3 separate regions of the Mus musculus genome follow, and all the other regions are linked to region 1. A link is a loop called in an ENCODE intact Hi-C map of the cell type or tissue named here. Cell type or tissue: left cerebral cortex. All regions are shown on one strand. Links, peaks and the distances in the headings refer to the core of each region. The heading gives the core; the rest is flanking DNA. Region 1 has its middle 26 kb from the start of Gm47708. Region 2 has its middle 16 kb from the start of Gm33336. Region 3 has its middle 28 kb from the start of Gm33336.

Region 1 (10,797 bases), core at 1,681-9,680:
ACTCCCCGCTCCCCACTCCCCGCTCCCCACTCCCCACTCCAAGAGCTTCAAAACTCCAAGGCAGCAGAAAACACATTTGTTATAAGTGTGCTCTGAAAACGAAACTTGGCATCTGAAAAAGCCCCTGGGCGTGATAAATATCATCTTACTGAGAGAGTAGGTGTGTCAGGGAGGGAAAGACAGAGAGAGAGAGAGAGAGAGAGAGAGAGAGAGAGAGAGAGAGAGAGAGAGAGAGAGAGAGAGAGAGAGAGAAGAGGACAATGTTAGATGGAGAGGAGCACAGACTGCCCCCAAATGGAAAGGGGACAGCCCTAATGCATTACAGGGCCCACCAACTCCGAGCCTGTCCTTTAGATGTTGGAAGTAACATCAAGACAAGAAAATGGCTCTGGGGCACATGTGCCAACCAGGTCTTCCTTTCAGGGCTGAGACCTTCTCTCTCTACATTGGCACTTTTACTCTCTGATGGCTCCCAGTTCCCAGGGGTAACCCAGTCAGGCCTCTACTGCAATTACCTGTCAAGTTCATCTCTTCCTTCTCCCTTACTCCCATCCAGAGAATCCCACTACTAAAAACCTCCCGGGTGAAAAACCGCAGCCTGTTTCCATGGAATCCATCGCTAAAGCCATCCTGAGTGAGTCACCACTGGATTGTTCTAAATAAATTGAGGCCCATCCTGGAGGCAGTGGGGGTGAGTCCCACACATACGGCATGGCTGTCCTACAGGGCTTAAATGGAATGAGTATCAATATAGAGTTGTACTGGCTGCTCTGTCACACATGTCGGAGAAAACACGGGCAATATCACAATCTGAAGACTGCTTTGCCTTCTCGATGCAAAGAAAGGAGAAACCAACTTTCCACATCTGGAAATAATCACAGCTAGCCCTCAGTATCATTGTCGGCTAGGCTGTTCTGATCATCAGAGCCAAGCCATCCTGTTCCTCTGTCAGGCGTAAACAATCGATCACACAGAGCAGCCATGGCAGACAGGCTTGCTTGTGGGCACTGATAAAGTGAATCAAAATGAGACCATCACATGACTTATTTTGTCTATGTTCAGACAAAAACAAACAAACAAACAAACAAACAAACAGGATCACTGTAACCCTAAAACACCCTCAGCACAGGATCACCTGGATTCCTGGTGCCATCCAATGTAGACCCAAAAGCCCAGTTTCTCCTCAGATCTTCCCACCAAAGCCCACAATTAGGACAGGTCTTTTCTAACACTGCTGCTGAACCCATGTCCCCATGATGCTGTCCCCTTGATTAACAAGGAACGGATCGATCAACAAGGAACTGATGTTTGCTCATCATCAGTTTGTTCCCAGGGTCCTTGGGGAAGACCTATATAGTGCGGAGCTGTAGATGGTTATGCTGCTGTCCCTGCAGAGGAGTCCAAGAGGATGGTGAGACTTTTCCAGGCGAAGCAGGGTCAGACAGAAGTCATTCCGACAGAGGAAGCAATGAGAAATGGGTGGGGATCATCGTTATGGAGAATGAGGAGTCTTTGTGGAGTGGGTTGGGGTGGACTGAGAAGGAGCTGACTAAACCTGGAGATCCTTGGTGATAAAATCGCATCCTACAAGAGGTCAGAGGAATAGGCAAGAAGAGTTGTAAACTGGAAACGTGTTTGAAGAAGAATTCCTGGACTGGCTCAAATTCTATTTCTCTTAAACCTGTTCTTTACTGGGGGCTGAAAGAAAAGGCACTTGCCATACTCACACCACTAATTTCATACTTTGTGTTTTCCAACCTGAAGTTGAGGGCCAGACAGCCCCAAATCCCTTTCCCTGGGATATCATGAATTCTGAGAAGACTTTGTTGTGGCTCGCAGCTCCCAGACCTTGGTAACTGGCATTCCACACATAATTCCTCTCAACTCCTCAGGGTCAAAGAGTGTCAGTTAGTCATTTCCTCTCTGGTTATAGTTTGTAACGGAAGAGCTTTACCACATGTCCCTAGCCCGATGAGCCTTCCAGATGTCCTGTCAGGCAGGCCAATGTCTTCCCGCTTCCTCTCAGGAAAGGATGGCTGAAACCAGCAAGCCACAGGTGGCTTCAGGGAATCTCATTGTGGAGCTTGGCCTGCTCCTATATATATGTGGGTCCCTCTCCATTGTGGGTTTCCCCCTCCCACACTGACATCCTTCCGCAGGAAGTTACAGCTGAGTCCTCCAGACAGTGGGACTCCTTCTGTCCTGTGGACTTAAGTTTTGCTTGTACCACAAACCTTCCCACCTTCATGAATCCTAGCTTGCCCTGTCTCATTCCCCAAGGCTTTGTCTGCAGTATCTGCATTTGGGTTTTCTTGTCTTGCCAAATGGTTTTTTTTTGTGTGAGGGTATCCTCAAAGTTCTGCTAAGTCTCTTGAAGATGCTGAAGAAGACTGCAGTGTCACCCGAAAATGCTCTGTCAGGGAATGCTGGGAACATTATGCCATCCCAGTTTTAGGCTTCTACCTCATACAGGCCTCAGTAAGCCACAGTATAGTCTGTGCCTTAAAACACACGTAGCATCACAATGTTTTTACACTTATCATATATTCACACTCCGTATCGTTTTGAGTTCCCACTTACTGTTGATGTAGGCAAAGCCCTTAGAAAAGCGCTGGTTAATACCATAAAAATATTAGCTGCCTTATTTGCATTATTATTAATGTATGAATTTAGATAGTTTCTTGTAATTGCTTTATGGTGATCTAGTATTGATCTTACTATATTTTATTCCAAAATTGGTGGATATTAAGGTTGCTTCCAACTTTTTATAATCATTGTCAATGCATCTAAAATATTTTTAACATATTATATTCATTTATCCAAGAGTTGTTATTAAAGGTATTTGGTTTGGTTTGGTTTGGTTTGGTTTGGTTTGGTTTTGGGGTTTTTTGGTTTTTGGTTTTGGAGTTTTTGTGGGTTTTTTTTGTCTTGTTTTGTTTTTTGATGTTTTGAGAGTTGATATTTTCTTGGTTGGCTGTAAGAATATGTTTATGTTTATGTTTTCTTTCTGGCTAGCGTGCCTATGCCTAGTAAGACATAGAATTCCTGAATTTTCTACAGAAATTTGACAACCCACACGATTTCTAAAGATTTGTAGATGCAGGGTGATAACCTTGGCTTAACTTACAGTTTTAAAAATGTTGCTGTTGCTGTAGTTTACGAATGAGTCATGTCGGCTTCCCCTTTAGCCCACACTTATTTGACATTATCTACTGGCTCTTAACTTTTTATGGAGTCAGGGACTGTTTAAGGATGTCCCTCAGGAAAATGCATGGGGCCCGGCATCACCCTCTATATGAGCATCGGAAGGCTTCAGAGAGCCCTGGCGGTTATCTACGGCCACCCTCTGAACACGTATCTCCTGCTTCTATTCCATTCCATTTTGGTTTTAGAATATCTATTTGATCACATCCACCCAACCCCCACACATCTCCCTACCACCTTCAAGTAGTTTAGGTTTGGGTTCATTTGTTCTATAACATGCTGAGTCCAGTTAATGGTCAATGGTCTTGTTGGCTTGACCTCGTACAGGACTTATACAGGTAATCATGGCTACAGTGTGTCCACAAGTGCCAATATAACCCTTGGGAGCACTCCTCCCCATCCTCCAGCTCTTCCTTCCCTTCTACGTACTCTACTGAGGCATCCGTAAGCCTCACTGGGGAGGGATTGGCACAGACACCCCATTTAAGGCTGAACCTCAGGTATATCTCCAACCTTTAGCCAGCCCCGGGCCTCTGCATAAACTGCTGCCCACTACAGGAAGATCTGCCTGTACTTAGGTAGATCCTTCGGATTTTTTAGTCCTGAGATTCCAGGGTCCCTACCTCCAGGGATTGTGACTGAGGAGTTCTCCATGGTAACTGAGGCTTGGTGTGTGTGGGTCATCATTTTCAGAAAGGCAGCTTTGGGAGTATCTGGATTCTCAAAGCGCTCCTGTTCTGCCTTCTAAAGCTTGCTCTTCTTTCTATAGCTATGAAGGAAAGGATAAAATCACAACTTTAATACATAAAAGTTTTACTGGCCTCCAAATTAAGGCTGCAGCTATTTAGTTCCAGGGTTACTGTGGGAGGGTAGATCTTCAGCTTCTTGGCTTAGATGGGAGCCAGAGGCAATCCACGCTTAGAATCGGGTGTCATACAAAGGAAAATAAGACAGATACAAAAGGAAGAGGAGGAAGAGGAGGAGGAGGAGGAGGAGGAAGAGGAGGGCAGGGAGTGAGGAAATTCTAAGCCATGCAGAAAATGGAACATACGAAGTATCCTCTAGTTAAGCATGAACAGCTTGTGTTTGGAATGGTTTGTGTTTCTAATTTTATAGCAAAAGTGAGCTCATTTTTCTCCCCTCTGCCAGTTACTTTGAGGATTCTTTTGTGAAAAAAAAAAAAAAAGAAGGAAATAAATTTAGCCTCCTCTCAGATTCACATTCACATAACTGATTCTGTTATAAGATAATGTCCATTGCCTCACTTGCAAATAAGATACTTTTTGTTCATTTAAAAATCTAGTGTCACTGGGTGTGGCATGCTCTTAATCCGAGAATTCAAGAGGCAGAAGCAGGCAGATCTCTGTGAGTTCAGGGCCAATCTGGTCTACATAGAGAGTTACAGACCAGCCAAGCCTACAAGTGAGACTCTGTCTCAATATATATTTACACAATGTACACACACACACACATACAAACATACACATACCCACAGTGTTAAGGGGGGATAGGAAGCAGTAAATTTATAGACCATTTTGAGAACAGCTAAGAATCTGGTTTGTTGGTGGTAATGATGTCTCTCTTGCACACATATACACAAGCGTATGCACACACACACACACACATACACACACACACACACATAGTATTCAGGACGGCAGGAAGCAGAAAATGTATGGACCATTTTAAGCCATTTAAAGACCAACTAAGAATCCTGTGTGTTAGTGATGATGATGTCACACACACACACACACACACACACACACACACACACACACACACCTCACACCTCTCTTCCTTAGGCTGCAAGTATCAAGAGAGTTAATCCTTGCTTTTGACTCAGTCATGTGCAAGGTTGCTCTCCTCGGAGAGGTTCGGTGCCAGCATCCTCTTTAGCCTTTGACGGCATCCATCCGGCTCTGTTAGTGATGCCAGGAACAAGAATCAGGAGCCAGTTCTAGGACTTAGAATGACTCACTGGGTAACTTCGGTGTGGCAACAATAGAAAAGTGACTCGGTTGTTCTGTTTGTGAAACTGGGACAGTGATGCTGGCAGCCTGCCTCTCACAGGGATGAGACAGGACCAGGGTTTCCAGATCTCAGGGGCTCTGGGGCATGGGTGTTACAGGGGGTGGGGGGTGGATGAAGAGGGGGTGGAAGAAGTCAGTGGCAGACAACCCAACTAAGAACTACAGGATGTCTCCCAGCCTGCCCGACAGACTGGATGTATGTGCTCTGTAGAGTGAAGAAAAGTATTGAAGTCAGTGCCTGGCCTTTGTCCCCATGACCCCAGAATACGAGAGGGAGCATGTGTCCCCCCAAGGCCTCCTCGGGCTCTCTACTGTGTTCACTTGACCGTAAAGTGCTTCTCAAGTGCCGCTTGCAGAGTCTAGGCTGTCTGTCCACTCGAGGAGACTTGTGAGGGGGAGCTGGACCATACCTCAGTGGTAAGGCGTTTGCCTCTACTCTCGGTATGTGCAAGGCAGGGACAGGAGGCTGCCCACAAGTTTGAGGCTTGCCTGATCTATGTATTCAGTTCAACGTTAGACTGAATTACACAGTGAGACCATCTCAGAAACAATAATAATCGCCAAATCAAAAGCAAAATCTAGCAAGCCTACCCCTAGGAGAGGCCAGGAATAATCACACGAACAGAGATGAGCGTCAGAATAACCATAAAATGATTAAATCTAGAGGGCACTTACCAGGCGTTTTAACCATATTATTTCAATTTAGAATTGTAAAATGAAGAAATGTTACATTACTAGGCTTAAGTTAATCATATGCAATTAATATTAGTACATAACACTTATGTTATTAGTATACTACAGACAGCATTAATACACTATACAATTGAGAAATAATATAATTCTATATAATAATTACTATGTAGAATTATGATCCCCTATTATGACTGAGGGAAACCACCCAGGATCACAGATGCACTAAGAAACAGCCACCCAGTCTTAACTCAAGAATCTAACTGTTGGGTTGGCAACTCTGACTACCGTCATCGGCTGCTGAGTGAGCCTTAGCATCCTTGGATGCTGTGTGAGCCATGCTGCTGTGTGAGCCACACAGCTGTGACTACCATTGGCCTCAGCTGCTGTGTGAGCCACGCCCTTCACCCTCCCACCCGAATCTCAATCTTGGTCATCACTTTATCCAGGAGTATTTGGTGGTGGGGCCAAGCAAGAGCGTAGAGGATAAAAAATAATTAGTATTTTAAGAAGCCATCTTAGAAATATTATTTGAAGCCTCATAGCATTTCAGAATGAAGAGTTTTAGGAAAATAAATAAATAAAACTAGCCCTAAATCCGATCATTTTATCTGATTATTAATGTTTACAAAAGCAAAGCTATGCCAGGTGCATGATTTCTTATTAACCATGGCTTTAACTAAGGCATCATGTGAGTATCGAAGCCTGGGTTTCAGATAGGAAACTGGTCCTCTGTGACTATCTGGAGTCTGGGGTCATCTGAAACCAACGATCTCTCTTGTATGGCCATGATTGACTCCCAGACTATCAGAGTCGATTCTGATGCAAGGATCAGAAGTGTCACTTCTGCACTACGCTATCCCCAGAAACTGGCCTCCTGGGCCTGTGGCCAAAAAAAAAAAAAAAAAAAAAAAAAAGTTGCTGATGTTAAGACCGTGCCACTGGGGACAAGAAAGGTCTGAGGTTGACTATCAAACTGTCTTCAGGACAGACAGGCCCAGAGTGAAATGACCTCCTCTACCTCTCCTGGTCATCAAAGCCCTCCGTGAGTCACCAAGAGATAGAAAGAAACAGAAAACTACTAAATACACTAAATACAAGCTTGCCAACACGGCCTGGGTGATGTGACCTGGGTCTTTAGCCAGAGAAGTTTTAGGAACCATTAAAGACATACTTGGGAATTCCCTGTCTGTGGGCTGAAGTAGGAATGCCTACTATACTCATGACCTCATCAATGACATCAAGAGTTGCACTGAAATGCCTCATGACTGAAGAGCAGAAGAGGAAGATGGGGAGATGACACCATCAGTAAAGAATGTGTCACACACGCATGAGAACTGGGCTCAGGTCGCCAGCACACGCACTGAAACAAACAGAGCAGGTGCAAAGCAATTGTATGTTAATAACCTGAGAACTGTAGAGAGGTGGAGACAGGGAATCTCTGGTGTCCCTTTGGCCAACCAGCCTAGCCTTATTGGCAAACTCCAAATTCAGTGTGAGATCTTGACTCAAAAATTAAGACGGAGAGCCACTGAAGATGACACCCAATGTCGACCCCTGACCTCCACATATATGCGCATACACATGTGTATATGCATATACGCGTAGCACACAAGAAGTACAAGAGAACAATGGATAAGCTAATAGTAAAAGTTTGCCTCACCAGTAAAGTCGGCTCCAGCATGCATGCATGACTTTCCTCCCAAGTTAGCGATCAAATGGGAGCCCAATATCTGTACATTAAGCATATCGGTTTTTTTCTTTAACACACCCCTTTAGAATTATTTATAGTCTATTAAAAGTGGTTGATATAAGTAATTATATCATTATAATTATATTATTAGATGTTGCTGTGCTTCAAAATTTGATACTAAGAACTTGCACTATAAAAAGTTTTGCTTAATCCATGTTAACTTATCCCAGGAATTTAATACCCCCACTGACTGGTGTGTGTCTATCCTCCCTGTTGGATTTCACTGCTATTAATAAGTTTGTTTACTGGTCTGCTTTTTGCCCCCAACATTTTATATGGTCAGATTTAAATCTGACACCATTAGATCCGAAGGAGTCAAGCCATTAAGATTTCAAACTGCCTCAGAACATAGTAAGCCCAGTCCACATACAGGGATGCAGGCCTGCCTGCCCTTTACAAAGCCATCCTTGAAAAGCAACCCATTCTCCATGAGATATGAAAATGATGTAGTGTAGTCCAAAAACAAGTGGCATGCCCTGGAAATTCCTGGTGAAATTTTCAAAACTCTTTGGCCCTAGAATAGACCAATGAGATTCCTAGTAAGTTTGCATAGACACATTACCAGCCTGTTCATAGAAGAGGTTTTCACTTTCTGGGAAATATTTTAATGGTTGCCCTCTCAAATGTATGTTTACTTATTTTTTTCTTAAATGTGTAGCCCAGATTGGCCTCAAACTTGTTATCCTCCTGCCTCTGCCTCCATCAGCAAATCCTACTAGCGTGTGCCACCACAACCGGCCTGATTAGTTAAATTTGAGGTAAGTCAGTCTGCCTCTCCATACGGCTCTTTAGCAGCAGAACTGTAAAGAACCGAACATTTCCTAACGTGAGTATGACTTCTACGTCGGCTCAGAGCCCCGAGTCGGGAAGGGAGAGAGGGACATCCCGGCTTCTTTGAGAAGACTTAAAGTGCTTCTCACTAGACAAAATGTTCACTGGAAGAAAAAAAAAAAAAAAACCAGATTATCCAGCTGTTTTTTCCCCATGACTTTTCCTGCCCATCTTTTTATTTTGAACAGGTTCAAACAGCTCAATGAATGCCCTCCCTCCAACACACCACTTATAAAGATAAGTCGACAGTTAGCATCTCCCACGATCCTCAAGTTCTAAAGGACACTCGCCTCCTCTTTTCCCAGGGTGTGTGTGCATGTGCCCACGTGGATGGCACAGTCCTCTACAGAGGCAGTTGAAAAGCTCACTCCAGAGGTCATGGGTTACAGTCCTTAGCATGGACACTCAGGACTTCTTCAGCAGCAGGATGCTCTTCCCTGACACCCCCCGTGGTCCTGAGGTACCAGCTCCCCTCATGGAGAGGGACTATCCTCACTGAAACCTCACACTCCACATCTTATGTCTTTACCTGCGTCTTCCTGCTTCCAGCCCTGACCTTCATCTTCATCCTCATCATCATCTTACTTTGTTTCTCAAGATTTTTCAATCTAAGTCTTCTAGAATGCATCATACTCTTTTGATTTATCTGATTCTTTCCCCATGACCCGACTCCACTTAAGCAATTTCCAGTAATCTTGGCAGGGAGCATACAGTGGGGTGCGAGTCCCATGAGCTTTGAGGGAGCTGAGAACAAGGATCTTGCCATGCCTGAGTGATACAATTGGAAGAATTTTTAAAAGGCCATTTTTGAACACAAGGATTTAGACTAGACTGCTTTTAATCAAGGGGCAGGATGGTTCAAAGCAAAATGAAAAAAAGGGGGAGGGGTGGCCAAGATTAGAGCCCAAGATTATTAATAACTTCTATATGTTTGAAAGGGGCCCTTGTTATGCCAAACCTAGCAACCTTTGTTGACTCATCAGAACTGAGATTTGGGCAGGGTCAGACCCTGCCCTTGCAAAGTGGATAATTACTAATTACCAGCTTCGTGAGATTTCAGGAATGTGGGCTGCCCCTCTTGCCCACTGAGCAACACTGCCTCTATCATGCAAATGATGAGTCGCAGTCACCCCTGCCCTACCCTTCTCCGGGGAATGCCTAACATACATCAGGCCGTGAGTTCAGGGTTTTACTGAGCCATCTTTATTACAGTGTCAAGAGGCAAGTATCACTACACAGATTTTTAAGGTGGGAAAATGAGGCCCCAAGAAGCCAAGCAGCTAAACTGGAATTGGAGCCAAAATCTGCCACAGTAACCAGAGTTCACAGGCTGGAGAGATGGCTCAGGAGCTATTGCTCTAGCTAAGGTCTGGAGAGATGGCTCAGGAGCTATTGCTCTAGCCGAGGGCTGGAGAGATGGCTCGGGAGTTATTGCTCTAGCTGAGGGCCTGGGTTCTTTTGCCAGAAGCCCGCATGGAAGCTCACAGCCACCTATAATTCCAGCTCCAGGGAATCCGACACCTCTTCTGACCTTCACCAGCACCAGGCCCACAAGCAAAGCACTCATACACATAAAATGAATAAATCTAAAATAAAAATAAACAACCAGCCGGGCGTGGTGGCGCATGCCTTTAATCCCAGCACTTGGGAGGCAGAGGCAGGTGGATTTCTGAGTTCGAGGCCAGCCTGGTCTACAAAGTGAGTTCCAGGACAGCCAGGGCTACACAGAGAAACCCTGTTTCGAAAAAATAAATAAATAAAATAAACAACCAGAGTTCCAAAATCCTATTCTCCCTATGGTATCCTTCTGTCCCCAGCCTCACCTCCTATCTCAAATGGCTTTCTCTTCTCTCTCTAGAGTCTAAGCAATACACTAGATATTTGAGAGCGTCACCTTATGCCAACAGGTCCTTCTAAAGATTGCAATGTTTGTTACTCCTGCCCACATTTGCACCAGACACTTTGGTGAAATCACAATCTTCCTAAGAAGTATGTAAGGACAATGTCGCTGATAATACCCTGTGTCGCTGGTCTAGGAAATGGAGGAGCCAGAGTCTGACTCACACCTACCTTCAAGCCAGAGCTTCTAAACTTGCTACTTTATAACCTAGCATCCCTGACAAGCCAGGGGCCAAGGTACTTCCTCGAAGTAATGAAGGCCAAGAAACTAGCTCATTAACTTCTGAACTCCATTGCTTCCAGGAACACCGCCCAAAAGGGCACTGCCCATTAGAACATTCCTCTAATGGGTCACAGACTCACAGAGGCCTGGGAACAATTACTTGGCCA
Region 2 (10,797 bases), core at 2,182-10,181, 89 kb after region 1:
TAGAATTGGGAACAAAACTCCCATGGAAGGAGTTACAGAGACAAAGTTTGGAGCTGAGACAAGAGGATGGACCATCTAGAAACTGCTGCACCCAGGGATCCATCCCATAATCAGCCTCCAAACGCAGACACCATTGCATACGCCAGCAAGATTTTGCTGAAAGGACCCTGATATAGCTGTCTCTTGTGAGGCTATGCCGGTGCCTGGCAAACACAGAAGTGGATGCTCATAGTCAGCTATTGGATGGAACACAGATCCCCCAATGGAGGAGCTAGAGAAAGTACTCAAGGAGCTAAGGGGGTCTGCAACCCTATAGGCAGAACAACAATATGAACTAACCAGTACCCCCAGAGCTTGTGTCTCTAGCTGCATATGTAGCAGAAGATGCCTAGTCAGCCATCATTAGTAAGAGAGGCCCCTTGGTCTTGCAAACTCTATATGCCCCAGTACAGGGGAACACCAGGACCAAGAAGTGGGAGTGGGTGGGTAGGGGAGCAAGCAGGGTGGGGGAAAGGTATAGGGAACTTTCGAGATAGCATTTGAAATGTATATAAAGAAAATAATAAATTAAAAAATTTTTAAAAAAAAAGAGAGAGCCCAGGTAAAGAGAGGGTTCCAGTCTTCCTATGCTAACTAATGTCTCCAAAAGTTAATCTTGATCGTTCAATCCAGTTTCTAGTCTCCTGCTATTTTGGTGTTTCTCAACCTTCCTGTGGTGGCTTGTATAAGCTTGGCTCAGAGAGTGGCACTATTAGTAGGTGTGGCCTTGTTGACGGAAGTGCATCATCATGGGGGTGGGCTTTGAGACTCCTTAGCTCAGGCTCCACCCAGTGTGGAAGAGACCCTCCCCTCCTCTTGTTTGCCTTCTGAAGTCAATCTCTTGCTGGCTGCCTTCCCACCAAGATGTAAAACTCTCTGCTCCTCCAGTATTGTGGAAGCTGCCATGCTCCAGCAATGACGATAATGGTCTGAACCTCTGAACTGTAAGCCAGCTCCAATTAAATGTTGTCTTTGTAAGAGTTGCCTTGGTCATGGTGTCTCTTCACAGCAATAAAAGCCTAAGTCACTTCTTAGAGCTGCGATCCTTTAATAGTTCCTCATGTTGTAGTGTCTCCCAACCATATTTTCATTGCTACTTTATAACTGTAATTTGGCTACTGTTATGAATCGCAATGTAAATATTTTTGGAGATTAGAGGGTTGCCAGAGGGGGTCTCGACTCACAGGCTGAGAATCACTCTGCTACGTAATCAATGTAAAATATGATATTGAGGGCCCAGAGAGGATGTAGATGGCGATGTCTGCCTAGAACTCAGAAGAGCCCTGGGTTTGATTCCAACACACATAAACAGGGAGCAATAGCATGCATCTGTAATCCCAGAACTTAGATAAAGGCAGGGCAATCCACTCAAGAACTCCCTCCACTACATATCAGGTATGAGGCCAGTGTGATCTCATGAAACCCTGTTTCAAATGAATAAATACGATTGATCTTCCGTTTCTTTCCCTCCCCGTCTCTGAAATGTAATGTTCATTTTACAGCTCGTCTAAGTAACACAAACCCCTTTTCAAGTGCCCGACTCACATGTGGCTAGTGACTTGCAGCTTTAGACCACATAGAACTAAGCCAAAAAAAACAAAAAACAAACAAACAAACAAACAAACAAACAAAAAAACCCCAAAGGCCTTTACTTCTTGTGTAGTAGAAGTGAACAACACAGCACTCTTTAAGGTCAAGAGGAACCCTCATTTCCAATTCCCATGGCAAGTGCCATTTGAGGAGAGCTATGTCCCTTTACAGCCAGGGGCTCTGCAAATCCAATCCAATCAGAGGCCATTGTGATTGGCCCCGTTGTTTTCTCTCTCTCTCTCTTTTTTTTTTTTTTGCCTTTTGAGAATGCGGTCCTCAGCATGTCCCCTTTCAAACATGGGCTATTCTGGTGCTGTCTTCAGTCCTGCTGTGACTGGCAAGTGATTACAGTGATATATTTTATGTGCCTGAGTTCACAGAGCAAATTACATAGCGTGATCGGCTGGCGTGGTGATTAGTGTCTGTGTGTGAAGACTAGAATCGCTGTATTTGCATGTTTCTGAATAATGAGACTCTTATCTCCATTATACGACAGCAGGGTCGGAATCGACAGCATTATTAACTGTTTCACGGTGGGCACAATTTGCTATCCTGTTTTTTTCTCTGTTTCTCTGCATCGCTCTCTCTTTCTTCCCTCCCTCCATCTCTCTCTTAAAATAAACCAAAAGCCACTTCATTTGGTACCTCTTCTTCACCCCCACCCCTGCCATAAATCACACAGAGGGTTTCCATAAGGAGATATTTCTACAACCTTATCAATACTCCACACTTGTAATCTAATCTAATTTCTTTGTTTTATAGAAGAAGAAGAAGGAGGAGGAGGAGGAGGAGGAGGAGGAGGAGGAGGAGGAGGAGGAGGAGGAGGAGGAGAAGGAGAAGGAGAAGGAGAAGGAGAAGGAGAAGGAGAAGGAGAAGGAGAAGGAGAAGGAGAAGGAGAAGGAGAAGGAGAAGGAGAAGGAGAAGAAGAAGAAGAAGAAGAAGAAGAAGAAGAAGAAGAAGAAGAAGAAGAAGAAGAAGAAGAAGAAGAAGAAGAAGGGGTGGAGGAGGAGGAGGAGCAAGAGGAGGAAGAGGAGGAGGAAGAAGAAGAAGCTGCAGTTATGAACAGGGAAGATTTAAGGAAGGCAACAGGCATAAAAAGAGAGCTACAGGGCTGAGGCCCAATGGTAGAGGGCTTGATTACCATTCTTGTGTCCCTGAATTGATTCACTAGCCTTAGAATAAATAAGTAAATTAAGTAAGTAATTAAAATAAAGAAAAAAATGAGAAGGGCATGTGGGAAATGCACGGGACAGGGCTCTGACAAGAACCCATTCGTCCTCCTCTTCTCAGTCTCTGGTGCCTGGCTGCCCCTTCAGAACAATGGGATGCCCATCTTCTACTTTAATTGCATAGTGTGCATTTTGGGCACATGCCCATTTTTCTCCTGAAAAGATGAAGACATTGGGGAAAATTATAATTTGATTCCCCAAACACAAAGGCCTTTTCAGTAGACTATAGAGAGTCCTAACTACACACTGCCCTGACAAACATCAATTTTTGTAGTAATGACGTGAACGGACGCAGCACTAGTTACCGTGATGGTGGGTTATAAGAAGCAGGAGGGCTGTGATTAAATGCTCACGTGACTGTTCCCTCAGCAGCACGACCGCTTACCCATCAGCCATGTGGTGGTGACAGTTTTGATATCAAGGACAAGAGCAAAGTAAACAGATGTCCACAGAGACCCTTTTCAAAAATAGAGCCAGAAGTAAATACCAGCGAATACTTCTCTAGGAAGATGGCTGAGTGGGTGGGGCAGGGAAGAGTCACTTGGATTAAATTTTAACACGTGGGTACTATAGTGGTCGGCTAAATAACCGCAGCAGTGTGCACATTAACTGCCTCTGCACAAAGGAAAGAGGACGCCTAGGTTTGTTGTGAATGTGATTGACATCGGTTTACCATATGTGGGAGTTAAACACATGTATAAACAGCTGTAAGAATGAATACAGTTAGTAAATATGTTGGTGAAATGGTCTAGAGTGGAGCCTTGTTATATAATGTGTAATTACATATATATATATATATATAAAATTTATGTACACACACACACACACACACACACACACATATATATACAAACACACATATATACACACACACACATATATATGTATGTATACACAAACACACATACTGAAGTGAATGGCTTGTGATGTATCTTACCAAGTGCCTGCAGACAGCTAGAAGTGTCCATGTCTTCATCAATAATCAGAGGTCATGTCCTAGGACTGGAAGTTGTAGGAGCTTTCTGGGAAGCATAAATCAGAAGAAATTGGACCAGATTCAGCAACGGGTGTAAGATGCTGAGACGCTTCAGGGCTACACACTTAGATCCAGCCTTCTCCTGAGCCCACCCACAGTCCACATTGTGGAGTTACCACATGTTGACACACACTGTCTTCCCTTGGTTTGTTCTTGACATATAAGCACGCAGCATCTGTCTTTGCAAGAAAGTGGACATCACCCATTTATTGGTTCAAATGAACCTTTCAGAGCTCTTGCTAGGAGGGAGACGCCATGCTAGCTGTTTGTGTTCCAGTGGAGAAGAGCGCTTCACCGCCGTCCTGTAGTCTGTGTACACTATGCAGACTAGCTGATCTAACTAATACTGTTGGGGAAAAAAAGGGAAAGATGCTGAGATCTGAAGCAAATAGCAGACTAGTCTGAGATGATTTCTCCACAGAAATGAGATTAAAGGCAACCTTGATATTAAAAAGTTCAAGTGGACTATGATGGCTTTCAACCCAGCACTCGGGAGGCAGATGCAGGTGGATCTTTATGAGTTAGAGGCCTACCTGGTCTACATAGTGTCTTCTAGGCCAGCCAGAGATACACATAGACTCTGCCTAAAAATATTTAATTAAAAAAAAAATTCTAAGAGGGCTGACTGGAGCGAGCAAGGGTCCTAAAATTCAGTTCCTAATAGCCACATGAAAGCTCACAACCATCTATACAGCTACAGTGTACTCACATACATAAAATAAATAAATCCTTAAGAAAAAAAATGCTTAGAGAAGGGACAGTCCAGGCAAGTGGAAGGACAAGAGGAAAAGCCCCAGGGTAGGAACAAGTGACTAAGGCTGGAACCCACTGAGCCAGGGGAGAGGAAGTCAAGAGGTGCCCTGGAGCCCGGTCATGTGCCTGGCACGTGCTCAATACTCAGAAAACCTTTGCTGAATGAATGAACCAACGGGCACACGGCAGCTACAAGGGCAGCAACGTGGAAGTTTGCCTGCTTTGTGCAAGAGACCAGATGACCAGGGCATGAAAACAGAGAATCATAATCAGGTGAATAAGAGGGTATACTCTCTGGGGACAGTGAAAAATGAAAAGTAAGCCAAAGACTGGTGGTGCATGCCTGTAATTCCAGCCCTCAGGAGACTGAAGCAGGGAAATAGCAAATCCAAGGTGAGGCTGTGCTGTCCTGTGAGTCCCAATTCTCAAACAAAAGTCACAATAAAGTCTAGGGACATAGCTCAGTGGTGAAGTGATTATGTGGCATGCACAGGACCCTGGATTCAATCAATCCTTAGTTCCCAGCCCCTGAAAACTGAAATATTCAAGGAAGTCTGTAGTAAACCCCAAAGCAACTGCAGAGGAACATTTGGAGCCCTGAAGCGCAAAGCCGGCTGACGTCATGTGGGGCGGGTTCCAGAGGCTGGATGTGAACTAGGCTTTGAATCCCGCAAAGGAGTGTGGTAGGTAGGACAGACAGAAGGGAGGGCGCTCCAAGAAAATCAGTCGGCGTCTTGTTAAACCAATGGAACCGCACTGATTTTAGAACATTACGTCAATTCATTCTTTGCTCGCCCAGGCAAGGAGGAAGAATCCATCCCCCACACAAAACACAGAAACTGGGTCCCATGTGTTCATTTGGGGTTGCCCCCTTTGAAATTCACAGGCCTAGCCTTGAGTGGAGAATTGCCCATCTTAGCTAATTTTATAGCGAAATTGGCGAGAGTCCCGGGTATCTATAAGGTATGCTTTAATTCTCTCATTTCCTAGAATTGCACCAACCCACTATTCTCTCTGTCGGAGCGGCTTCCTGCCCGTTTCTGCACCGTGTTCATTAAACCTTTTCAGAGGCTCTGCGGAGGCATCTAGCCCTTTGCAAAGTCTGTAAGATGTGACTCAAGCTTCCTCCAGCTGCCCAATGGGCACAGCCAGAGAGTAAGAATCCTCTGTCACGATTCACGCATGCTCTAACCAATGAAACTCGGGCAACTCTAACTCTCAAAGGATCCTCTCCTTCCTCAGCACCACTACCTGCTTCACGCCCAGGCCCTGCTTCCCCGAGCTTACTAAATTATGCCGAGGTTCATTTCTTTTCTTTCCTGTTTGCTTCTTTTCAAAGGATGTTGGAAGTTGAACCCAGGGCCTGCCATATGCGATGTGTTACCCACAAACTCCGCCCAGCTTTTTGGGTTTTGTTTTTGTTGTTTTTACATCCCTTCTGAAAATTTCTCTGATGTGTTGGCCTGCTTTTCTATAACTCCCAAACACCTTCTTTGTTTGTTTGTTTGTTTTTTAAAAATTATGAATAGGTTCCCCCAAGCCCCCCCCCCCAAAAATACAGAAGTCCCCATTTCTTTTCTTTTTTTTTTCAGTTCCCTAATCAAAATGCCCTGCCCGTCCAACCCTGTAGGTACTCACCGCCCCCCACCCCCACACACACTTTAGGTAGTATCCTTTTTAGGTCTTTTGTTATTATTTTATAATAATTATTATTGTGTCTACGTGTGTGTGTCTACGTGTGCGTGTGTGTATCTGCGTATGTGTGTGTGTGTGTGTATCTGCGTGTGTGTGTGTGTGTGTGTGTGTATCTGCGTGTGTGTGTGTGTGTATCTGTGTGTGTGTGTGTGTGTGTGTGTGTGTGTGTATCTGCGTGTGTGTGTGTGTGTGTGTGTGTGTGTGTGTGTGTGTGTGTGTGTGTGTGTGTGTGTGATGTACAGGCTTGAGTTCAAGCATGCCAAGCCATGGCACTCACTGAGGTCAGAAGACTCTGGAAATTTTTCTCCTTCCTCCATGAGATCCAGGCATTAAATTTGAAATCTCATACGTACACAGCAAGAGCTTTGACAATGAAGCCATCTCCCTCCCTCGTTATCTAAATGGAATCTTGTGTGGCCCAGGCTGGCCTCAGAGGTGTACTGTACTGGGCAGCACAGTAGAGCTAGCTCTGATGGCACAGGCGCCAGGAGCCAGTTCTAAGGCTGTGAGAGCGGGAGAGCTGGTCCAGCCCCTCACTGCCTTCCTCTCTGCCTGAGGCAGATGGACTCCTGAAACTCACCCACCGGGACTCAGCTCCAGCAGAACACAGGGAGTTCAACTGGGCACTATGGTTTACTGTAATCCTAGGACTCCAAAGGCTGGGGAGCAAGTTCAAGGCCAGCATGGGCTACAGAGGGAGGTTCTGGCTTAATCTCTCCCTCTCCTCACCCAAAAAGGACAAGAAAAAGATTAAATTTCTGTAAAATTCCCTCTGATCTCTGAATAAGATACAATGTTCTTTCCCTGTACAGATCCCAGGACCTCTCAAACAAACTTTATTTTACTTTTACTATCTAGGTGTAATTAACAGTAGATACATTGGATCTGTAGGACTGGCCCTTTTACACACTCCAGCAGTTCACAGGTAAGGTAGAATTTGGGATGGGTCAACTCAAAGCCCTGGACCTGGGCCTGGGTGGTAGGTGAGTTGGTTAGCCCAAGGGCTCTCCCGCACCCGTACAACCAGGGTGAGCTCTCCAGCACTGCCCCAGGTAGCCCACTCAATGCTGCAGCCAGCAAGAGTCAGGGGCAGTTCTCCCACTCTCTTGGCCTTGGGTGGTTCACTGGCACCCATGCCAGCAGGGCCAACTCTACTGTTCTGTGCAGTGGAGGTGTGTTGGAGGGAGGCAAGTTCCAGAATGCTGCAGTTGGTGAGGGGCTAGACCAGCTCTCCTGCTCTCACAGCCTTAGAACTGGCTCCCTGCACCTGTGCCATCAGAGCTAGCTCTACTGTGCTGCCCAGGCAAGGGACAGGGCCCACCCTCCTGAGAGGCGAGCCTTCAAGGGGAAAGACCAGCTCTGCTCCATTCTTAATATGGACGCTGATGGCCTCTTTCTTGAACTTTTCTTGACAGTGAGTGATGACCTTACAGATAATCTTCCTATGCAGCCTCATCTAACTTGACTGACAAGAAGGTCTGGGCTGGAGAGACATAGTTCCCCCAGTCTGTCAGGTATACCTCTCCATGACTCACCGGTTCATGAGTGTCCCGGACACTTGGCTCAAAGCACTTGTGGCATAAGGACAGACAAGAGACCGTGACACCACGCATCTGACATGAAGTCATAAGAACATATTCTTACCATCGTTTCAAAGATCCAGGTTGCAAAAAAGTGCGAAGAGTAACACACGTCAACGAGCTAGACAAGTTCGTTTCGCACTAGGACAAAAGGGACACCACTCTCTGGAGAGGTGAAATTTGTACTGAGGCTTTTGTGAGTACTTATCCTGTCCTTCGAGGGAACATCATCCACTGCATCCACCATATGTATCTTCCTCCGGCCTCACCCCGCCCTCTGCCCACCGGTATTCAGTGCTCTGATGAAACAGAACGTTTCCCTGCCATCAGCATCCCCCGCCTTCATCCCTTCTGTCCACAAGGCCCCCATTCTCATCCCCTTCTCCACCTAGCCAGGACATGCTCATCTTATGTCTACTAGAGAATTTCAGAATCCTCTTTAATATGTCAGAGATCTCAGCTTTGCCTTCAAGCCCATTTATACCCCAAGAGAGTCACTTTCTGAGTGCCTTGTCTCCTATCTATGTGCTAACACAACTGTCTTTCCTAGGACAAAATCTGACATATGACCAATAATTGTTAAGTAGTTTAATTGTTTGTTTTGTTTTGTTTTTTTCAAGACAGGGTGTCTCTGTGTAGCCCTGACTGTCCTGGAACTCACTCTGTAGACCAGGGTGGCCTTGAACTCAGAAATTCACCTGCCTCTGCCTCCCAAGTGCTGGGATTAAAGGTGTGTGCCACCACTGCCCAGCAATTGTTAAGTATTAAATAGAAGAAAAAAATTAAAAATGAATGAATTGAATCAGTATTGCTTATCATCATTCCTAGACAGGATACTTTGAGAAAAAATACCCCCAAAAAATTCTAAAATGTCTTTTTTAAATGATGCCTTTTTGGTAATTTCTTCCCTGACATATTAAAGAGGATTCTGGAACTCTCTAGGAGTCTTAAGAGACTCTGAGACTAAGTACTACAGCCTTCTGAAGCATCGTGCCTTCTCATTTCCAGCTCTGAACCCAAATGTTCAGCTATCAGATGGTACCCGGGATGCTTTTGAATGTAAAGAAACAAGACTCTTAATATAGCTCCAAGGTCAGCTTAAGCAGGTGCCGTCTAAAAAAACGACATCTGGACATGGTGTAACTTGGGGCCTATAACTATGCCATATTCGCCAGGAGTGTTAAACTCTGTAAACCTGTTTCCCACAACTCCTGATGGGCTCTGTCAGCCTTGCCCAATACAGCCTTCATGAGGACAAATATGGAAGGAGTCTTCCATGGAAAGGCAAAGGCTGGGGAAACACAGCTTTGTACATAACTTTGTATAATGTTTCATTCCTTCATCCTCCTCAAAGAGAGAGGGCAGGAAAGTGCACTATATGACCCTCGAGGTTTGCAATTCTTTATATTCCTACATCCCTAGCATAATAGTAAATGAAATTCTTTTGTCTTTTCCCCCCAGTGCATGGGAAATCCTGAAGACAGCCCTAAAAGTCTAGCACTAGAAACAATGATTCACAAATGTTAGAGCAATATTAGATTCCAGAGGAAGACACAGGTCAACCAGGGCTACATAGTGAAAACATGACTCCAAGTAAGCAAACCAACCAACAAACACATAAAATGTGTGTGTATGGTTGACAGCTGAAATTTTCAATAGATTTTCATTGAATTGTTTTGTGTTGCTTTGTTTCGTTTGGGGGCAGCCCAAGCTTACCTCAATCCAAGATCCTCCTGTGTCTATGCCGTGAGTGCTGAGGTTACAAACGTGAACCAAAATCCCTAGGTTACCCAGTTCACTTTAAGGCAGGAAAATGAGGAGTTCAAAGTCATCCTTAGCTACAGAATGAATTTAAGGCTAGCCTGGGCTACAAGAGACCCTGTCTCAAACTGAACAAATAAAATAATGAGCACTAACTAAAGTTTTGTAAAAAATACATGCTTTTGAGCAGAAGAAATAGATGCTTTCAAGCAACATAGGACCTAGAGACCTCCATTCTGTGACCTCCTCAGAGCTGAACACACACATACACACACACATATAATTATCAAGCAAAGGGCCCAAAACCCAGATCATAGGCCAGCACATTCCAGCAGCGCATGGCTCTCTGGAATCTAAGACAGAACTTGACCTGAGGTCCCTCTAACTCATGAGCTATTGAGACATTTCTTCAAACTCTCGCCACAGCCAGCACCTCACATGGGCAAGAGCTTCCGACTTGCCAAGCAATTTCTGATTGGACTCGGTGACTTGTAAGGGAAAGTGCAGGAGGCATACGGCAGTCCAGAACTTTCTCTGCCCCTCCCTCTTTTTCTGTCCAGAGGTAGAACTGGGAGGCTGGAAGGCTATTCAGACCCTGTTAACAAGAGACAAAGAGAGCCCTGGCTGCCACGTTAGTCATTGCTCTGAGGTCCTCGCCTTCGACTTCCAAGACTGCTTTAGCCCCAAGTGACTTGTCTTTGATGCTATTTATGAACTGGAACGTGACCCTCCGGGGAGGCAGGCTGAGGGCATGCAGGGGACATGAATGGGGTATGAAAGCTGCGTTTCTACTTGGGGCTGGCATTTGGGTTCTCAGGAGCATGTATGGCAGAGGAGCGTGGCAGTGGCGGTTATTTAGGGCACAGCTCTCCAGAGAGGAAAATTCTTGCGACTGGAGTGAAAAATGATGTAAAGATATCCAGTTAGAAGAGCACTGGGCTTCTCTTCCTGGGAAAGAGCCACACCAGGCTTGCGAATGACTCCAGAACTCCAGTCATTCTGCTGTTTGAGCTCTTGCTGAATCATATACATTTTTTTTCTCTATCCCATTTTGTCTTTTTCTAGTATCGTGTGAAATTTACACAGATGCAGGGGTTCCACCGCCGCCGCCCCC
Region 3 (10,797 bases), core at 367-8,366, 99 kb after region 1:
ATCAGATGTTTGAGAAAGTCGCCAGTTCTGCAACTCTCTCTCTCTCTCTCTCTCTCTCTCTCTCTCTCTCTCTCTCTCTCTCTCTCTTCTGTTTTCTTCCCTGTCTCTCTCCTAGAATTTGAAACATGACTCTCTGAAATTCCAGGACTGTGTGACTTTATTTAGATGTGGTATCCATTGTCTTATACATCTGTTATTCTAGCATTCAGAAGACTGAGGCAGGAGGATTGCTACAAGTTGGAGGCCAGCATTGGTCTATATAGGGAGACCCTGTCTATGCATACATACATACATACATACATACATACATACATACATACATACATACACTCATACATATACATACATATGTATACATAAAAAAAAGAGGAAAAAGAGGGGCCTCTTGTAAATAATCAAGCTAAAATGACGTGATTATTGTTGGCCTAATCTAAGGGAATGGAACAAGGAAAAATCTGGATACAGAGACAAACACAGTGGGAAGACATAGAGACATTGCCATGCACAAGGCAAGGATTCCAGAGACTAGAGAGAATCTCTCTCCCAGTCCTTAAAAGAAATTTCTAAAGGCACCTCCTTCCCACTTCTTCCCAGAGGTGAGAGAGGATACATTCCCTCTGAAGCCACCCATTCAGCCACACCTTTTTCCAGGTCCCCTCATCAGCTCTCCCCTCTTCGTTGTGGGCTACTTTGCCTTCACAGCCTGCAGGCTTGCCTGAATGCTCAGCGACTTTGCATAGGCTTTGGTTCCCTTAAGGAAAAAGGACAGTCTTTCAGCCTCCCACCTCCCATAGCGAAGTGAGTCCCATTGTTCCCAAGGATCTAAGTTCCCAACTATTCTGACCTTGGTCCAGATGACCAGGAAGAGGGAACCCAGGACCAGGGGAAGGGAGACGGGGCAGCATCAGAAGACCCGTGTAGCTTCTTGTCAAGCTTTAACCTGTTTTCATCTGCTAAGCAGAATTGCACTGCATGGCATGCTATCTAGAAGGCTCCGTTTTCACAGAGACGGTTTAATGCTGTCCCTCACTGACCCTTCTGCATCCTCCATCACTGTCACACGGTCAGGATCCAACAAAGCCTCGCTGGGAGAATCAGAAAATTAATCTAAAACTTGAAAACATTCATCAAGCTTTTATCAGAAATTCTCCTGTGTCATCTTGACCGAATCTCTCAGACATTCTAACTACAGGCCGGAGTAAGGCATAAATCACTGTTGTCGCCAAGAAACATCATATCGATTTCAGTATTTAATCATTTCTCATTGGAGAGATGCCTGAAGGGGAAGAGTTTTAATGCATCCTTGTGATGCACCATAGATTTCCACGCGTATTTCTTTTAACGAGGATGGCACACAATTCTAGTTTACTTGACAACGCAAGATTGCTTTGTTTTATTTTAGTATGTTACCCTGGTGGTCCTGGAACTCATTGTGTATCCAGGCTAACCTCTGCCTCCTGAGTGCTGGGATTAAATGCAGGTGCCACACTGTTCCAGGCTTGACCATTTTATTTTTGAGGTGGGGCATCTTGCTCAAGCTGGCCTCGAACTCGAGATCTTCCTGCCTTAGCCTCAGAGTGCTAGAATTACAGGTGTGCATAACCTCCACTGATGTCAGCCAGGCACATGAATCCAATACCTACGGCATGTCAAGTAGTTTTCTAGCAATGTTGAGTACATGACAGTCTCCATTCTTCTACCAATTATTATAGTCAAATGAGGTGAGACAACAACCAAATATACACAAAATTCAGCTTCAGGTCAAGGTAAGTATTACTGGGGAAAATAATATCCATCTTTTCCTTATGCAGAGATGTTCACAGACACGACTGCAGAGCCCATGTCTGTCTCAATGCTGGCTTATTGTGGGTGTTTAATAAAGAGTATTGAACACATGGATGGATGTGTGCCGGCTTGTTTTATGTCAGCTTGATACAAGCTGAAATCATCTGAAAAAGGTGTCTTGGTTAGGATTTCTATTGCTTTGTTTAAAACACCATGACCAAAATACAAGTTGGGGAGGAAAGGGTTTATTTGGCTTAAACTTCAGATTATAGTCCATTATTGAAGGAAGTCAGGACAGGAACTCAAGCAGGGCTGGACCGTGGAGGCAGAAGTTGATGCACAGGCTATGAAGGCGTGCTGCTTACTGGCTTGCTTCAAATGGCTTGCTCAGCTTGCTTTCGTATAGCTTCTAGAACCAGCAGCCCAGGAAGGGTACCATTCACCATGAGCTAAACCTTCCCCCATTGATCACTAATTGAAAAAAATACCTTATAGCCAGATCTCATGGGTGTATTTCCTTAACTCAGGCTCTTTCCTCTCTGATGTCTCTAGTTTATGTCAAATCAACACAGAAAGCCAGCCAGTACAGAAGGGAACCCCAATTAAGAAAATGTATCTATATGATCAGCCAGGAGACAAACCTGAAGGACATTTCTTAATTAGTGATTGATGGTGATGGCAGAAGACCCAGTCCATTGTGAGTGGCACCATCCCTGGGCTGGTGGTCCTAGGTTCTATAAGAAAGCAGGCTGAGCAAGCCATGGAGAACAAACCAGTAAGCAGCACGCCTCCATGGCCTCTGCATCAGCTCCAGCCTCCAGGTTCCTGCCCTGTGTAAGTTCCTGTCCTGGCTTCTGTCAGTGATGAACAGTTGATATAGAATAAGCGTAAGCCAAATAAACCTTTTCCTTCTCAAAGTGTGTTTTGGTTGTGGTGTTTATTAGAAATAGTAATCCTAAATAAGACAGATGAGTGAATGGATGGATGGATGGATGGATGGATGGTGGGGGAGAGGTGGAGGGATGGAGGGTTTGGGGGATGGGTGGGTGGGTGAGTGAGTAGTTGGATGGATGGGTAAATGAATGGATGGGTAGATATAAACAGGATTGGGCAGATAGTTTGAACTTAATATCCACTTTATCCCTAGGAAATCATGTACTCTTCAACGAAAAGTCAGTGGAGCCATATTGTAGAGGTTTGGTCTGTTGCTATGTATCGTAATGATAAATTCTATACCCGAAGGTCTAGGCCTGCGGGTGACTTCTCCTGTTTACAAGCTTTTGTTGTGCAAGCCTTGTTCCTTGATTCAAAACTATTGGTCAAATAAAAGTGGTTACAGCCAATCACTGAAGGTAGGTGGATTAGAGTGACCTGGTGGGAGGAGGAGTGACAGGAGAAAAAGCAAGAACAGGAAAAGAAAGAAAGCCACTAAGGGGGGAGAAACAGTAAGTATCTGGGGCACACCATTGAGGAGGTAGCCAGGGCAGCAGTTAGAAGAGTAGATTAGGGTTAAACACCCCGTCCCCTGCCCCCAGTAATTGCCAAAGCCAAATAAAATAATCATAGTCTGAGTCTCATTTACTTGTAAGCTAGTTAGGGATAAGCTTAAATTGGTTGTACTACACCATATCTTGAGGCAGAAGTCTACAATCTCAACTGCTCGAAAGACTAAGGCAGGAAGAGAAAAGTTCAAATCGCTGCCTAAAACTGGAAAGTTACCTGAAAGCCTGCCTGGGAGGGCCGTGGTGGTGCACATCTTTAATTCCAGCACTCAGGAGGCAGAGGCAAGTGGATCTCTGAAGTTCCAGGACTGCCAGGGCTACACAGAGAAACCTTGTCTAAAACAAAGCTAAACAAAGCAAAGCAAAGCAAAGCAAAGCAAAGCAAAGCAAAGCAAAGCAAAGCAAAGCAAAACAAAACAAAACAAAACAAAACAAAACAAAACAAAACAAAACAAAACAAAACAAAACAAAACAAAACAAAAACGCCAGCCTGGGAAACTTAATGAGATTCTATCTCAAACTAAGAAGTTCTACACTGGACCCAGAAATACGTCCATGACAGAGTACCTGCCTAGCACGTGCATGACACTAAGGTCAATTCCCACAGGAGGTAAACAGAAAGGCCTTTGGGTCAAGTATACATTCAGTGAGCCTCGGCTGTGTGCTAGGGGGTCAAGGTGGGAGTGTGGAGGAGAATTTGACTAAGGGCAAGGTCAAATTAGGTTATATGTGCTTATGAACGTGTCACAATGAAACCCTCGTTTCAGTAGAATTTTTATGCACTATAAGTAAGATAAAGCGCCTACAAGTTAAATTTGAACCAAATCTCAAATAGATCGTGTGGTCCAAAAAGGTGTTCTAAACGGGGAAGAGCGTAGGCGGAAGTCTTGGCATTCCTCAGCCCTATGAACCTCAAGACCCCATTCTGGAAGAAACCGGTCCACAGGCAGGACCCACACGTTGGCCAGCCTCGTCTGCATGACTCCTCCCTCATCATAAACCCATCCGTTCTAAAAGCCACCGAAGCTGAATGATTGGGGGCACTGAAGTCCTTAAATAAGCTGTGGCCTGGAAACCTTGTTTGGCACATCCTCCCACGCCCTGCGCTGTTTCCACTCTGGGGGTGTCAGGTTCCCAGTCTTCCCAGGACAGAAGCTCAGAGCGCGAGAAGCCTCAGCTCCACAAGTGTTGTTTTGTCTGCTAATCCCAGATTCAAATCTTAGTTGCGCCACCAGTGCAGCCCACGCTGCTACAAACCTGCTGTGCCAGTTCCCGCTGGTTGGGCGCAGAGTCCGGAAGCCTCAGACCCTGATGGAAGTGGGGGCGGGTCGAGTGCTCTTCCTGTCTGTCCAGTGCCACCCACATTAAAATGCAGTTTATCCTAAGGTGGCTTGTCTTCACCTCTCACGAAGGGAATGAAGGGCTCCGTGGATTTTATTTGCTCAGGAGCCTTCAAATCTCGCTGTCATTTAAAAATAAAGCCAGTTTTTTCCAAACTAAATATATATATTAGAAAGAGGGAAATTAAGAGTAAAAAGAATAAACTTTAAATGATTGCCATGCAAGACGAGTGCTAAGTTTTGAAGAAGTACCTGTTAGCCTTGTAATAAATCAATGTACACGTGAATGAATCCCAACATTCAATATCCACCAGTGTCTAAACCATTAATGTGCTCAACAAAGGCAAGAAATAACAGTGTGGTGACATCTCTGATCCCAGCACTGGAGACTAAAGCAAGGTCTTGAGTTCCATTCAACCTAGGCAACAATAGTGAGTTCCAGGCTAGCCTAGGCTACATTAGACCTATCTCAAAAACACAAGTAAATGAATGGATGCTATTTTTTTCCATAAATTGAAAATCATATTCATAAGTAGTATCTGAATATGTAGCCAAGCAAGTGACACATATTAATAACTCCAACATTTGGAAAATAGAGGCAAGGAGGATCAGGAATTGAAGGTCTCTGCATTACATAGCTAATTAGGGTCAGCCTGGGCTACATTTTATGGTACCCTGTCTCAAAAACAACAACAAAATGTGCTGGTGTATGCTGGTGCACACCTTCAATCCTAGCACTTAGGAGGCAGAAGCAGGCAAACTGCTGTAAATTCAAGGCTGGCCTGATCTACAAAGAGAGTTCCAGACCAGCCAATGTCACACAGTGAAACCTTGTGTCAAAATAATAACACTAATAAAAAGCTGGATAAATGGTGAGTATTATAAGATAGTATATGGATTTTTAAGCATTTTAAAAAACAACCAAATACTATGACATAATTCTTTTTGCTGTTTTGGTTTTTTTGAAGCGAGGTTGTGTAGCACAGATTGACCTAGAACTGGCTATACAGTCGATGCTGGTCTTGAACACTTGAGAACTTATTATGGAGGTTCTAGCAGGGACGCACAGCCACTCACATATCCTTAATGAAGGACAGGTCCCCTTCTGGCTAGGGGCAAGCAGCTTCAGGGAGGACATACATGGAGCTGGGAGGGAGGGGCAGGCCACCGGCCAAGCCAGACAAAGCAACCCTGGCATCAGTGGGGTGACAGAGGTTGCATCCAGATCAGCCTCACATCCTGGCCTTGGAGTCTGGATCCCAGAGAGACACCATGCCTACTCAGAGAATATGACCTCTAAGATTTCTGGTGTCGTTTAAAGTTCACAAACTTTGTAAACTGCAAAATAAACCTGAGGACAGTCTCCCTTTAAGGAAAAAAAAATAGTTTATCCTCTTTTATCTATTGATTGCGTGTCTAGGAATCTAGCCTAAGGAAATCAGACGTGTAAATAAAGAATTACAGGCTGGATGTTCTTGCAGGTTGGCTTTAAGGCATAGCGCGGGTCCTCTTTGATGGACCTCGTCACCATTATCCTTCACATCACAGACAAACCTGCTTGCCCAACATCCTCGTTGGATTAAGCTCCAGCTCAGTTGCTCTGCCTTCTCCACCGGACTCAGAGAGGTAGCGCAATCCCCCGTGTCCCAGGCTCTTTCGTGCCTCTCTATTTCTTCAGCCACATGAGTTATGAGCACACATTCTGTCCCAGTGCTGCTGCTTTTCTGCATACATGTTATGGGTAGGCTGACATGTGGTTTGTCTTTCTTTTAAACACAACTCCCATGAACTATAATTTGAATTGTGTTGTATGTCACTGGAGAGACTACCTCAAGTTCGTGCCTCAAGCACGCGCATTGCCATGCCTGGTGAAGCTTCTTTGCTTTGGGCGTTTAGCGATGGGTGTGTGTTCTGCTCTGTTTCCTTGAGAGACAAGGGTACAACCCCTGACCACACGTGCTAGGCAAGTGCTCTCTGCCACTGAGCTGCACCCCCATCTCTGTTTGGTTTTGTTTTTGTTGTTGTTGTTATTTATTTTGGTTTTGGTTGTCTGGTTTGTTGGTTGGTTTTGTGGGCTTGGGGTTTTTTGTTTCTTTGTTTGTTTGTTTATTTGGTTGGTTGGTTGGTTGGTTTTGTTTTTTTTTTGTTTTGAGCCCAGGTCTCATGCAGCCCAGACTGGCCTCAAGTTCACTATGTAGCAGAGGATGGCCAGGAACTTCTGCTTCTTTAACTTCAGCTTCCCAAATGCTGGTGTTATAAACGTGTGCTGTCAATCCAGGTTCACAAGATGCTGGAGACTGAGCCCAAGACTTTATGCAAGCCGTTCTATGAACACATCCTAACCTGATGTGTTTGTGTCTATGTGTGTGTGCATATGTATGTATATATGTATATGCATGTGTTTCTGTGCATATGTGTGTACATGTGTGCATATGTATTGTATGTGTGGGTATATAGTGTTTATGTGTATGCTTGTATATATATATATATGTGTGTGTGTATGTGTGTGATGGTTATGCTCAGCCCAGGGAGTGGCACTATTAGAACGTGTGGCCTTGTTGGAGTAGATGTGTCACTGTGGCCATGGGCTTTAAGACCCTCACCCTAGCTGCCTGGAAGTCAGTATTCTGCTAGCAGCCTTCAGATGAAGATGTAGAACTCTCAGTTCCTCCTGCACCATGCCTGCCTGGATGCTGCCATGCTCCCACCTTGATGATAATGGACTGAACCTCTGATCCTGTAAGCCAGCCTCAATTAGATGTTGTCCTTATAAGATTTGCCTTGGTCATGATGTCTGTTCACAGCAGGAAAACCCTAAGAGTGTGTATGTATGTGTGTGTGTGTGTGTGTGTATGTATATGCATGTATATATGTATGTGTGAATATGTATATATGTGTGTGTATGTGTATGCATGTGTGTATATGCACGCATGTGTAAATGTGTGTGCAGTATATCCACAGATGTGCTTAGATGTGCTCACCTGCACAGGCTCATGCATGTGTAGGCCTGAAGTTAATATTGTGGTGTCCTCTTCATCTTTCTCAAATATATACATTACACGCACTGGAAGGCTTCGGTTCTGGGTTAAGCTATAGGAATGTTTTGCTCTATTTAATCGTGCACTGAGGCTACAAGCCATGGCCACACACAGGTGCTGTACCACTGAGTTTCACCCTTCCTTCGCCTTAGTTTTTCCAGACAGGTCTCTCGTTGAACCGGGAGCTCACCACTTCAGCTAGACTAGTAGCTGGGCACGGAGCGCTTAGGAGCCACCTACCCCTGCCCCCAGCACTGGCTGGGTCACAGCCCCTTTGGCCTGGCTTTTTTTAACCTGGGTGTGGAGGACCTGAAGTCAGGTCTTTATGCTTCCCCAGCAAGCACTTCCCCCATGACGCAGCTCTCCATCCTCCTATTTGGTTTTAATGACTAAACTTTGCCTCATTAGCTGGGAGTGTTGCTGATCACCAAGGCTGAGGCAAAAAAAAAAAAAGAGTGTAAGGCCAGTGTGGCCCCCACACAAGACCACATCTCAAAAGTCCATCCATCCATCCATCCATCCATCCATCCATCCATCCATCCATCCATTTATCTATTCATCCATGCATTCAAGTTCACAGCTATGATGCTTTTACCCAGATGTGATTTCCCCAAAAGCCTTTCTCGGTCACCCTTGCTTAAATCTGTTCACCCTTCCTCTGCTTAATTCTGTTCTTAGCAGAATTAGCTCCAATTAATTCTGGAAGTAATTAACAGACTTAATTCCACTGGCTTAAATCTGTTACAGCCAGGGGTTCTCAACCTGTGGTTGTGACCCGTCACAGAGGTCACAGATCAGGCGTTCTGCATATCAGATATTTACATTACAATTCATAACAGTAGCAAAAGTACAGTTATGAAGCAGCAACAAAAATGATGGTATGGTTGGGGGTCACTACAACGTGAGGAACTGTATTAAAGGGTCACAGCATCAGGGAGATGGAGAACCGCTGAGTTAGACTATTGCACCTGCTATATATTTGACATAGTTACTACTTGTCTCAACCCACAAGAAACACAGCCATGACTAAGCTGTTAGTTCCTTCACTGAATCAGTCAGTCGATGGTTAAGAGCATCCTGGGTGCCTAGAGTCAGGCTTAGCCTGGAACCTGGAACTCTAAGCCCAGCGCTGCTCTCTCTCTCTCAAAGCTTACAATGGAACTCATTTGTAAACACTGAGATAAGTGGGGCAGGAGAAAGTAGGTGTGTCCCAGAGGAAGTGAAGACTGTAGACCGCCACCCTGAGGGGAAGGTGCTGAGCAGGGGACCACATTTAGAGGCGAGCTGGAACTTGATGAAGGGATTTGTGGTAGAAACATTTGGCTCATCTCTAAGCAGTGCGGATTCCTGAACAACAGCAGGGGAAAAAATTAGCATGACAAAAATGATTTATTAAGATTAGTCTGGTGAGCAAAGAGCAAACATGTCAAACTTAGGACAAATAGGAGAGCTGAAAGCTGCGAGGGGCCAGTCCAGTGTAGATGGGAGGGGCCAGCCTGGTATAGATCAGAGGGGCCAGCCTGGTGTAGATGGAGAGGCCACGGATAAATGAGAAGGGTTGAAGAAGGCAGTGCCCGGCAGAGCTGAAACACTGTGGATCCAAGGCGTTTTCCATGGATTCAGACATGGAAGCACTGGCCTGTAATCCCAGCACTTTAGAGGCTGAGGCAGGAGTGTGGATTTGAGGCTAGCCTGGGCTACATAGCAAGACCCTGCTGCAAACAACAAACCCAAAATACAGCAAAAGGCATGAGCCCCTGAGTCCAACAACTGTCAAATTCAAACATTTAAGACTGTCAACCATTTAAGAGGATCTTCTGAGGGTAGGTAAAGGAGACCCTGAGGTCAGAAGTCTGTATAGGCAAAGAAGTGGGTATACAGAAAGCATAGGCTAGAAGTCGGTTGGATTATTCTATGTAAAACCAATTCAAAGAGCCAAATAAAGAGAAATGAAAGTTGCAGAGAAAATGGGAATTGCTATTTTAGATGAATCCCATATGGGTTAGTCTCTTAATTTACTTAAAGCAGATGGCTGGCCCAGGACAGACCAATTTATTACCATCCTGTCATTTGGAACCTCGATTTCCTTGGGTTCCTAAGCAACTCTAAGGGAAATGCCAGATTGCACAAAAGTTCCTGAAGAGATCGTGCGAGCCCCGCCCCTCTGAAAACACCTTGATTTCTCAAAATCACTTATCCTTCACCACAGCTGCCGATTCTGGTCTCTTGCTTGAGGCAGGGAATGGCGGGGCACACCTGTGATCCTAGCGCTTGGCGTTCGGGGGCACAGGAAGATCTGTTCAAGGCCAGCCTAAGCTACATGGAGTTTGAGGCAACCTGAGCTACATGAGCATCTCTCTCTCTCTCTCTCTCTCTCTCTCTCTCTCTCTCTCTCTCTCTCTCTCTCTTTCTCTCTCTCATGGGGGAGAGAAGATGAAGAAAGAAGGTGAGGTGGCAGCCTGGGAAATTAAGTCTCCAAGTCAGCAAAGCCTACCTAACAAGCTGAGGAATACTTGCCCTTACAGACAAGGGTAGGGAACTTGGATGCCTATGATAGAAGAGAGGATTAAAAGAGAGAGAGAGAGAGAGAGAGAGAGAGAGAGAATATGAATGAATGAATGAATGAATGAATGAATGAATGAATAGCTATGTGCCAGGCCATGAAAGAACTGTCCCTAACCTTCTTCTCTACCTCATGGGATTCGTAAAGATCTGAGATGTCACCAATGAGTAGTGACAGTGTTGTGGATCAGCTCACAGATCTGTCACAGTGTAAGAAGGCTACTAGCTTCCAGGAAGTGGATGAGCAGGCCTTTAATGCCAGCACCCAGGAGGCAGAGGCAGGCAGAACTCTGTGAGTTCAAGGCCATCCTGGCCTACTGAGCGAGTTCCAGGACAGCCAGGGCTACAGAAAAACTATGTCTAGAAAATAAAAAAACAAAAAAGAGAGGAAAAAGAAAGAGAGAGGGGGGGAGGGAGAGAGAGAGAGAAGAGAAGAGAAGAGAAGAGAAGAGAAGAGAAGAGAAGAGAAGAGAGAGAAGTAGTGAGAAGAAGGAAGGAAGGAAGGGAGGGAGGGAGGGAGGGAGGGAGGAAGGAAGGAAGGAAGGGAGGAAGGGAGGAAGGGAAGGAAGG

What was found. Peaks named below come from ENCODE experiments on the same cell type or tissue, not always from the same donor. Only the 100,000 strongest peaks of a DNase experiment are listed, where the experiment ranks them.
Region 2: it touches region 1 in a loop (4-fold over the local background); 3 of 42 quality-filtered maps call a loop at or near these places.
Region 3: a loop joins it to region 1, with 2.4 times the contacts of the local background. A loop is called at or near these places in 3 of 42 quality-filtered maps.

Annotation. Positions count from the first base shown.
Region 1 is chr10:95,699,425-95,710,221 of GRCm38, reverse strand. No RefSeq gene overlaps it. Among named protein-coding and RNA genes, the nearest start is that of Gm47708, 26 kb to the left of the region's middle. In left cerebral cortex, for the core only: no CTCF peak of the experiment used is centred there; DNase peaks (open chromatin) are centred at 4,551, 5,166, 5,624, 8,798 and 2 more places; H3K27ac peaks cover 1,561 bases.
Region 2 is chr10:95,611,002-95,621,798 of GRCm38, reverse strand. No RefSeq gene overlaps it. Among named protein-coding and RNA genes, the nearest start is that of Gm33336, 16 kb to the left of the region's middle. In left cerebral cortex, for the core only: no CTCF peak of the experiment used is centred there; DNase peaks (open chromatin) are centred at 4,814, 5,386, 5,730 and 10,135; H3K4me3 peaks cover 285 bases; H3K27ac peaks cover 1,600 bases.
Region 3 is chr10:95,598,862-95,609,658 of GRCm38, reverse strand. No RefSeq gene overlaps it. Among named protein-coding and RNA genes, the nearest start is that of Gm33336, 28 kb to the left of the region's middle. In left cerebral cortex, for the core only: no CTCF peak of the experiment used is centred there; a DNase peak (open chromatin) is centred at 4,475.